2 separate regions of the Homo sapiens genome follow, and region 1 is linked to region 2. Evidence: chromatin contacts called from ENCODE Hi-C or POLR2A ChIA-PET data. All regions are on one chromosome and are shown on one strand. The core of a region is the stretch at or near the end of the contact, and the rest is flanking DNA. Distances in the headings are between cores, read along the strand shown.

Region 1 (3,874 bases), core at 1,152-3,651, 41 kb after region 2:
AAAGACTCTAAATTTATTCCTAATCACACTGATGCCAAACTAAATTGGCATGGTTATTCTACTAGATTCTGATTCTTTTTTTTTTTGGCCAGAAATTTGCTGGAAAAACACAGAACTGGAAAATCCATCCAAGATTAAACAGAGGAAAAATATTAGAAAAAAATATTAAATAGAGGAACAAAAACCTATTTTAGTTGTAGTTATAAATTTCTAGAAATTCATCTTTGAATTTAGAGAAATACATCAGTGTCATAGTAAAATAACCTTTATTCTTTATAGACACCCTTTTCTGAAACCAAGCAGTTGTATTCAAAACAAGTCCAAATTTAAGCAAGAAAAAATTGTTTTAATAATAGAACATTTTAAAAAACCAATGTATTTCTGGCCAAGAGTGGTGGCTCACGCCTGTGATTCCATCACTCTAGGAGGCCGAGGCAGGCAGATCACCTGAGTGATCAGAAGTTCAAGATTAGCCTGGCCAACATGGTGAAACCCCATCTCTACTAAAAATACAAAAAATTAGCCTGGTGTGGTGGCATGTGCCTGTAATCCCAACTACTCAGGAGGCTGAGGCAGGAGAATCGCTTGAACCCCAGAGACAGAGGCTGCAGTGAGCCAAGATCGTGCCACTGCACTCCAGCCTGGGCAAGAGAGCAAGGCTCTATTTCAAAAAAGAGAAAATAAAATACAAATAAAAAACCAATACATTTCTAGCTTGTAACTAGAAGGAGAGACAAAAAGACCAACTTAAAAATAGTAAGTGTAATGAGAGTATGATGTGAAGGAGCTGTTAAGTGATCTCAAATTAATGGTGCTCAGAAATGTGAACTTCTGGAATTCACGTTTAAAGACTAATTGGAGGGCCGGGTGTGGTGGCTCATGCCTGTAATCCCAGTATTTGGGAGGCCGGGGCGGGTGGATCACCTGAGGTCAAGAGTTTGAGACCAGTCTGGCCAACATGGTGAAACCCCATCTCCACTAAAAATACAAAATTAGCCAGGTGTGGTGATGCATGCCTGTAATCCCAGCTACTCAGGAGGCTGAGGCAGGAGAATGGCTTGAACCTGGGAGGTGGAGGTTGCAGTGAGTTGAGATTGCGCCATTGCACTCCATTCTGGGCAACAAGAGTGAAACTCCATCTTATAAATAGATAAATAAATAAGACTAATTGGAAAACTTGGAAATTATTTAGAAGACAGCTCCAAGGATGGCAAAATGAGTCAAGTATTGGAAAAAAAGACCAATGAGGAGAGGCAAACAAGACATAATTAATTTTCTTGAAGAGAAGACCAAATGACAATTGAAGAAGACAGTCTATGAATTTATAGAGAGCTTTATATACAGACAGGGTTGGTTATCATCGCTGAGTATAAAACAAGGGAAACAGGCTTGGTGTGTAGCATAATGGCTTTGTTCGACACAGTAAAGCTAACTAAATGTCAAAATAAGATGCAGGTGGAGGTTGAGCAGTCTTTTCTAAAGCCATGAATAATAAGATAGCAGCTTCTTTGTATGGCTCTGACTGAAGGTGAGAGATGTGCTATGTAAGCTTTCACATCGCTTCCAGGGCTAAGATTCAGGTCCTTGGGGAATATCTTCCTGAATTCAGGGAGTTAATGCCAACTCTGAAATCAAATTACTGGAACATAGTAAAGAAAGCGGGGGGAGGAAGCAACTAGAATCAAGATGAAAATGTAACTTCAAACCCTGTTTAGAAAAAAATAATGAGATTACTTTAAAATAATAAAATTTATTATTAAAAATTTAGAGAAGTTTTGACAAGGAGGAAGTGGAAAAAATAGATATTTTTATTTATTTATTTATTTATTTATTTATTTATTTATTTATTTATTTTTGAGACAGTTTCCCTCCTGTTGCCCAGGCTGCAGGGCAATGGCACGAGCTCGGCTCACTGCAACCTCCACCTCCAGGGTTCAAGTGATTCTCCTGCCTCAGCCTCTCGAGTAGCTGGGACTACAGGCATGCACCACCATGCCTGGCTAATTTTTTTTGTATTTTTGGTAGAGAAGGGGTTTCACCATTTTGGCCAGGCTGGTCTCAAACTCCTGACCTCAGGTGATCCTCTCTCCTCGGTCTCCCAAAGTGCTGGGATTATAGGTGTGAGCCGCCGCACCTGGCCATAGATATTTTAGATAAGGAACAAGATCAAGCATTAAACTGTGAACAAGGTATTTCTAATTAACTAATTTTTTTTTTCAAACACAGCCTTAGGAAACGTGACTCCAACCATGGAGAGTTTAGGTCAGCCCTGATTTTGAGGCCACATGCTCCATCCTCACAGGTGGGTGAGGTCCCTTAGTTGGTATTGTTTGATGATTCTATTAGTTCTTGACTTTTCTGTATATATTTTAATGTACAGTAAAGGGATTGTAGTATTGGCAGGTTTGTCCCAAAATAGACTGTGAGTCAGTTATGAAGGAGGGGGATTCCAGGAACTAGAATTTAAGAGTGAGGAAGTTAAACACAAATTTACATATGACTCAGTACTAACACATTTTACATAATATTGGGTACTTTCTCTTCCTGTAATTGCCTCTATGCTTCATTTGTTGTTTTCACCAATAGCCCTAAATAAGTGGTTTTAAAAAACATTAAGGGAGGCTGGTAGATCACGCCTGTAAGCACTTTTGGGAAGCTGAGGTGGGCGAATTGCTTGAGCCCAGGAGTTCAAGACCAGCCTGGGCAAGATGGCGAAACTCCGTCTCTACAAAAAATACAAAAATTAGCTGGGCATGGTGACACGTGCCTGTAGCCCCAGCTACTTGGGAGGCTGAGATGGGAGGATCACCTGAGTCTTTGAGGTTGAGGCTGCAAAGAACAACAATCTCCCCACTGCACTCCAGCCTGGATGACAGACCGAGACTCTATCTCAAAAATAAATAAGTAAATAATGAATTTTAAACACACACACACACAGACCCACACACAACCATTAAGGGATGACTAATTTGGGGTGTCTTGCCAGCAATTCAAATGTCTAAAATAGCCTTATTCTAGCATTGAATGTTAAAGCCTTTTTCTTTAGACAGACTAATTGCAGAATGAAATGGTTTGCTACCTGTTGAGCTCCAATTCTCCCCTTCTCAAAAAATCAAGAGGCTATGAACTCGCAAGTGTTAATGGGATTCAGATAGAAGCCATCACTGCTATTTTAAATTTTCCTGTGTCTCCCACTAACATTATATCCAAACATCAAAACATCCACAACAATCATCCCCAAGGTTGCTGCTGTATTATTTATAAATGAACACATTGTTGGGTGAATACATTCCACTTTTGAAATTAATTTTCTTTTTCTTTTTCTTTTTTTTTTTTTTGAGATGGGGTCTCACTCCGTCACCCAGTTTGGAATGCAGTGGCGCGATCTCAGCTCACTGCAACCTCTGCCTCTGGGGCTCAAGCGATCCTCCTACCTTAGCCTCCCAAACAGCTAGGACTGCTGGCACATGCCACCATGCCCGGCTAATTTTTTTGCATTTTTGGTAGAGACAGGATTTCACCATGTTGCCCAGGCTGGTCTCAAACTCCTGAGCCCAGGTGATCTACCCACTCTGGCCTCCCAACGTGCTAAGATTACAGTCATGAGCCACTGTGCCTGGCCTGAAATTAATTTTCACTGGTTTATTTTCATAAAATAACGCTGGACACAGTGGCTCATGCCTGTAATCCCAGCACTTTGGGAGGCCAAGGCAGGCAGATCACTTGAGGTCAGGAGTTTGAGACCAGCCTGGCCAACATGGTGAAACCCCATCTTTATGAAAAATACAAAAAATTAGCCAGGCGTGGTGGCATGCGCCTGTGATCCCAGCTACTCAGGAGGCAGAGGGAGGAGAATCGCTTGAACCCGGGAAGG
Region 2 (3,694 bases), core at 1,162-3,661:
CCCACTATTAACCCCTTATTTCCTACCCTTCACCTGCACCTCTTTGAGGGCCATTTCATTCCTGGAATAGCCTGTTTTCATTATTAGTTATGGGCCTATTTTCCTTACTATGTACAATTTTAAAGTCATAAAATAATTTTTCTTCAGATGTTAAAAATTGTGTTTACATTTAACCAGATAAAACACTTGTTATTAAGGGCATATGTTCAAAAATCTTCTTTTCCATTTATTTTCTCTAAGTCAGGCATATAAGCTGATATCATGTCTTACATATTTTAAACTAAATTTGACCTGAAGTCACCTCTGTTCCTTGAATCTCTACCTGATTGCAGCTCAGCTTAGTATGTTCACAAACTGAAAACCTAATTTAGGAGTACGTTATAAGTCCTCACTAAAAATGGTAGCTAGGTTCTTAGATATTGTAACTTTAAGTGAAATAAAGTATAAGGAAACCAATTTCACCATAAGCTAATTGATATAATGAGGAATTAACTTCCTATTGCATACTTATGGACATAAAAACATCACATAACTTCTAAATAAAGACCAAAACACTTCAAATACTGAACATTGAAATAAATTCCCGGTCTTGCCCAGGTGATCTCATCTCAGCCTCCCAAGTAGCTGGGACTACAGGGATCTTCTCCCTTTGTTTTTTTTCTAGCCCCACTTCCAGTTTGTTTCCACAGTACTTAGAGTGAGTTGCTGTTGTTTTTCTTCTTTGTTCTGTTCTCTCTTTATTTTCTTATGTTCCTTCCTGCACACTGAAGTTGCTGTTGTTTTAGATTTTCTTTTTTTGAGTGAGATCTTCTCACTCAGTCACCTGGCTGGAGCGATTAATAGCTGACTCTGGGTACAGTGCCTAAGCTAGCCTTGCTCTGCAAGGAACAGTTAAAAAAGAAAAGAAAGGAGAGGAGAGGGGAGGGGAGAAGGGAGGAGAGGGGAGGGGAGAAGGGAGGAGAGGGGAGGGAAGGGGAGGGGAGGGGAGGGGAAAAATTAATAAAAACTAAGATAACTATTTACCCAATGATTCCACTTGAGGTGGTAGACAACCCAAGCTTATCCTGGCAGCTCAGGGAACAAGGTGACACCAACCTTGGACAGGAGTCCGTCCCATCCTCAAGGCACACTCACACTCACACCCACACTCATGCTCACTCAGACTGGGACAACGTGAACACGCCAATGAACCTCAACATGCATATCTTTGGGATGTGGGAGGAAAGTGGAGTTACATGGAGAAAACCTACAAAGACATGAAGAGAAAGTGTGAACTTTACACAGACTGTGGCCCCAGCTGGAAATCTTTTTTTTTTTTTCTCATCAATGTTATAACGACATGCTATATATATTTTTGTTACAACTAGCTGAGTCTCAGCCAATCACAGCAACCAAACTTCAGCTAATCACAGCAACTGAGCTTCAGCCAATCACAGGATGCCAACTGATCAGACGATGCCCAAATAAGGCAAATTTGGAGCTTTAACCAGTCAAGCTGTTTGTGTACCTCACTTCCAGTTCTGTCTATAAATGCTCCCTGTCCACCTATTTGCCCAGTGGAACTCTCTGAGCCTCCTTTGGTTCTGAGGGCTGCTTGATTGGAGAATCATTCTTTGCTCAAATAAGCTGTTAAATTCAATTTGTCAAAAGTTTTTCTTTTTTTTTTTTTTTTGAGACGGAGTCTCGCTCCGTTACCCAGGCTGGAGTGCAGTGGCACGATCTCGGCTCGCTGCAACCTCCGCCGCCTCCCGGGTTCAAGTGATTCTCCTGCCTCAGTCTCCTGAGTAGCTGGGATTACAGGCGCACACCACCATACCTGGCTAATTTTTATACTTTTTGGTAGAGACGAGGTTTCACCATGTCGGCCAGGCTGGTCTTGAAGTCCTTACCTCAAGTGATGCGCCCGCCTCGGCCTCCCAAAGTGCTGGGATTACAGGCGTGAACCACTGCACCCGGCCTACAAGTTTTTCTTTCCACAGTATTATGTATCCTGTATTATGAGATAAACTTCTTGGGCAAAAAGCAAGCCATTAAAGGCTGAATATTTCAGCATGCCTAACTTAATAAAATTTAGGACATTTTAACTTTTGCTACAGTTAAAATCCACTAGACTTTTTGATCTGCTGCCATATTAGTTTGATTCAAAATAATGAGAGCAGATTTATTAAAATATGAAGTTGCATTTCATATTTTCCTTGTATTTTTTAAGTGAGAAAATTTCCTGGTATCATTTTAGCTATCATAAAATGCCTTTTAGGACTATGGAAATGAAAGATCTTGGACATAAATGATTTGGATAAAATAAGCACATGAAAATACTGCCTGAAAATAGTTTTAAAAGAATCCTGAGGAATTAGAAAAACGAGCTATTGTGAAACACTGTTAGTTTAGCCTTTAGTAAAACAGCAGAAATAACAAGCAATTTTGGTCAGAACAAAGAGAAAGAGAAAATTGTAAGTTCCACAAACGCAGAAACAGATTTTGCTCCAATTGGAAAGCTTCAGAAAGCTAAACCCTTCATTTACACAATCCAAGGCAGAGTGAGGGGCCTCTCTGTGTTGAGCTAAACTGAGCCTATAGTCACACATTCACACATTTGGCACTAGGACAGTTGTGAGGATAGGATCTGACAAACTTTTCACTGCCAAACATAACTCAGATGCTAGATGAGCATGACTCTAAGTATCTTTACACAGAGAGTTTAGAAATAACATTTCCCTACTCACTGGAATAAATAACCCATCCTTGAACTTGGAACCATCTAAACCATTGTAGATGGTTTAAGTCATGCAAAACAAAGTGCTTTTTGCTTTCTAGATCTTAGCTTAAGAATGCAATATTTTATCTAAATGACTAGGCAACTAAGGTTCGCTCCAATTTGAGGATTTTAAGTCTAGCCATATGTCTATTTCCAGGAAGCTTATCAGTTTTGTGTCTGGGGCTCCAGATAATGGAATACAGCAAATTATAAGCTTCATGGTTCAGCAGAAAAAACAAGTTTGGGGTCCAGTAATGTATAAAATAGTAACAGTAATGATAAAACAAAATGCATTCTTCTTTCAAACCATAGTTAGTAAATCCCATGAAAGTGTAATCCTAGATAAATGTAATCCCATGTAAATGACATAATTCTTTCTCCAGGTAAAAAGAGCTAACATAAATTGACCACTAATTATATGTTAACACAGTTATAAATACCTTTACTGCATTATCTTTTTTAATCCCCACAAAATTCTATAATCTATTATTACTATTTCATTTTTGCATGTATAAGAAATGAAAGGACAGAGGGTTAAATAATTTGCCCAGCCAGGCACGTGACTGTAATCCCAGCTACTCTGGAGGGTGAGGCGGGAGGATCACTTATTTTTTTTAAATTTAAAAAGAGATGGGGTCTCACTATGTTATCCAGGCTGGTCTTGAACTCCTGAGCTCAAGTGAGCTACCTGCCTTGGCCTCCCAAAGTGCTGGGATTACAGGTATGAGCCACCGTGCCTGGCCAAGAGGATCACTTGAGCCCAGGAGTTCAAGTCCAGCCTGGGCAACAGAGTGAGACTCTGTCTCAAACAAAGAAAACAAAGAAAAAATAATAATTTACCCTAAAAAAAATTAAAATAATAATAATAAAATAATAATAATTTGCCCAAAGTCACACAGGTAGTAAGCATTGAAATCTGTGGCAAACTCAGAAGGC

Evidence for each region. Hi-C counts contacts between places; a loop is a spot of excess contacts on that map. ChIA-PET counts read pairs that join two places held with the same protein, here RNA polymerase II (POLR2A). Pooled maps may share reads with other maps.
Region 1: a loop to region 2 is called in a pooled map, with 5 times the contacts of the local background. The contact joins two enhancer-like sites. A Hi-C loop is called at or near these places in 9 of 168 maps with a recorded cell type or tissue (GM11168, GM13976, GM18951 and 6 more), 16 of 37 single-sample maps with no recorded cell type and 11 of 50 pooled maps. POLR2A ChIA-PET finds 5 or more read pairs at or near these places in 11 of 52 experiments (BJ, H1, HCT116 and 8 more).

What each region holds. Positions count from the first base shown.
Region 1 is chr6:134,233,735-134,237,608 of GRCh38, forward strand. All of the region lies in intron 2 of SGK1 (serum/glucocorticoid regulated kinase 1), which reads right to left. Among named protein-coding and RNA genes, the nearest start is that of SGK1, 82 kb to the right of the region's middle. RefSeq lists enhancers at 2,067-2,226, 2,267-2,556, 2,697-2,746. Within about 2 kb of position 2,402, at least 8 of the 41 ENCODE cell types and tissues checked have a DNase peak (open chromatin) inside an H3K27ac peak, as active enhancers do.
Region 2 is chr6:134,192,865-134,196,558 of GRCh38, forward strand. The region is part of intron 3 of SGK1 (serum/glucocorticoid regulated kinase 1); the gene reads right to left. Among named protein-coding and RNA genes, the nearest start is that of SGK1, 120 kb to the right of the region's middle. Within about 2 kb of position 2,412, at least 3 of the 41 ENCODE cell types and tissues checked have a DNase peak (open chromatin) inside an H3K27ac peak, as active enhancers do.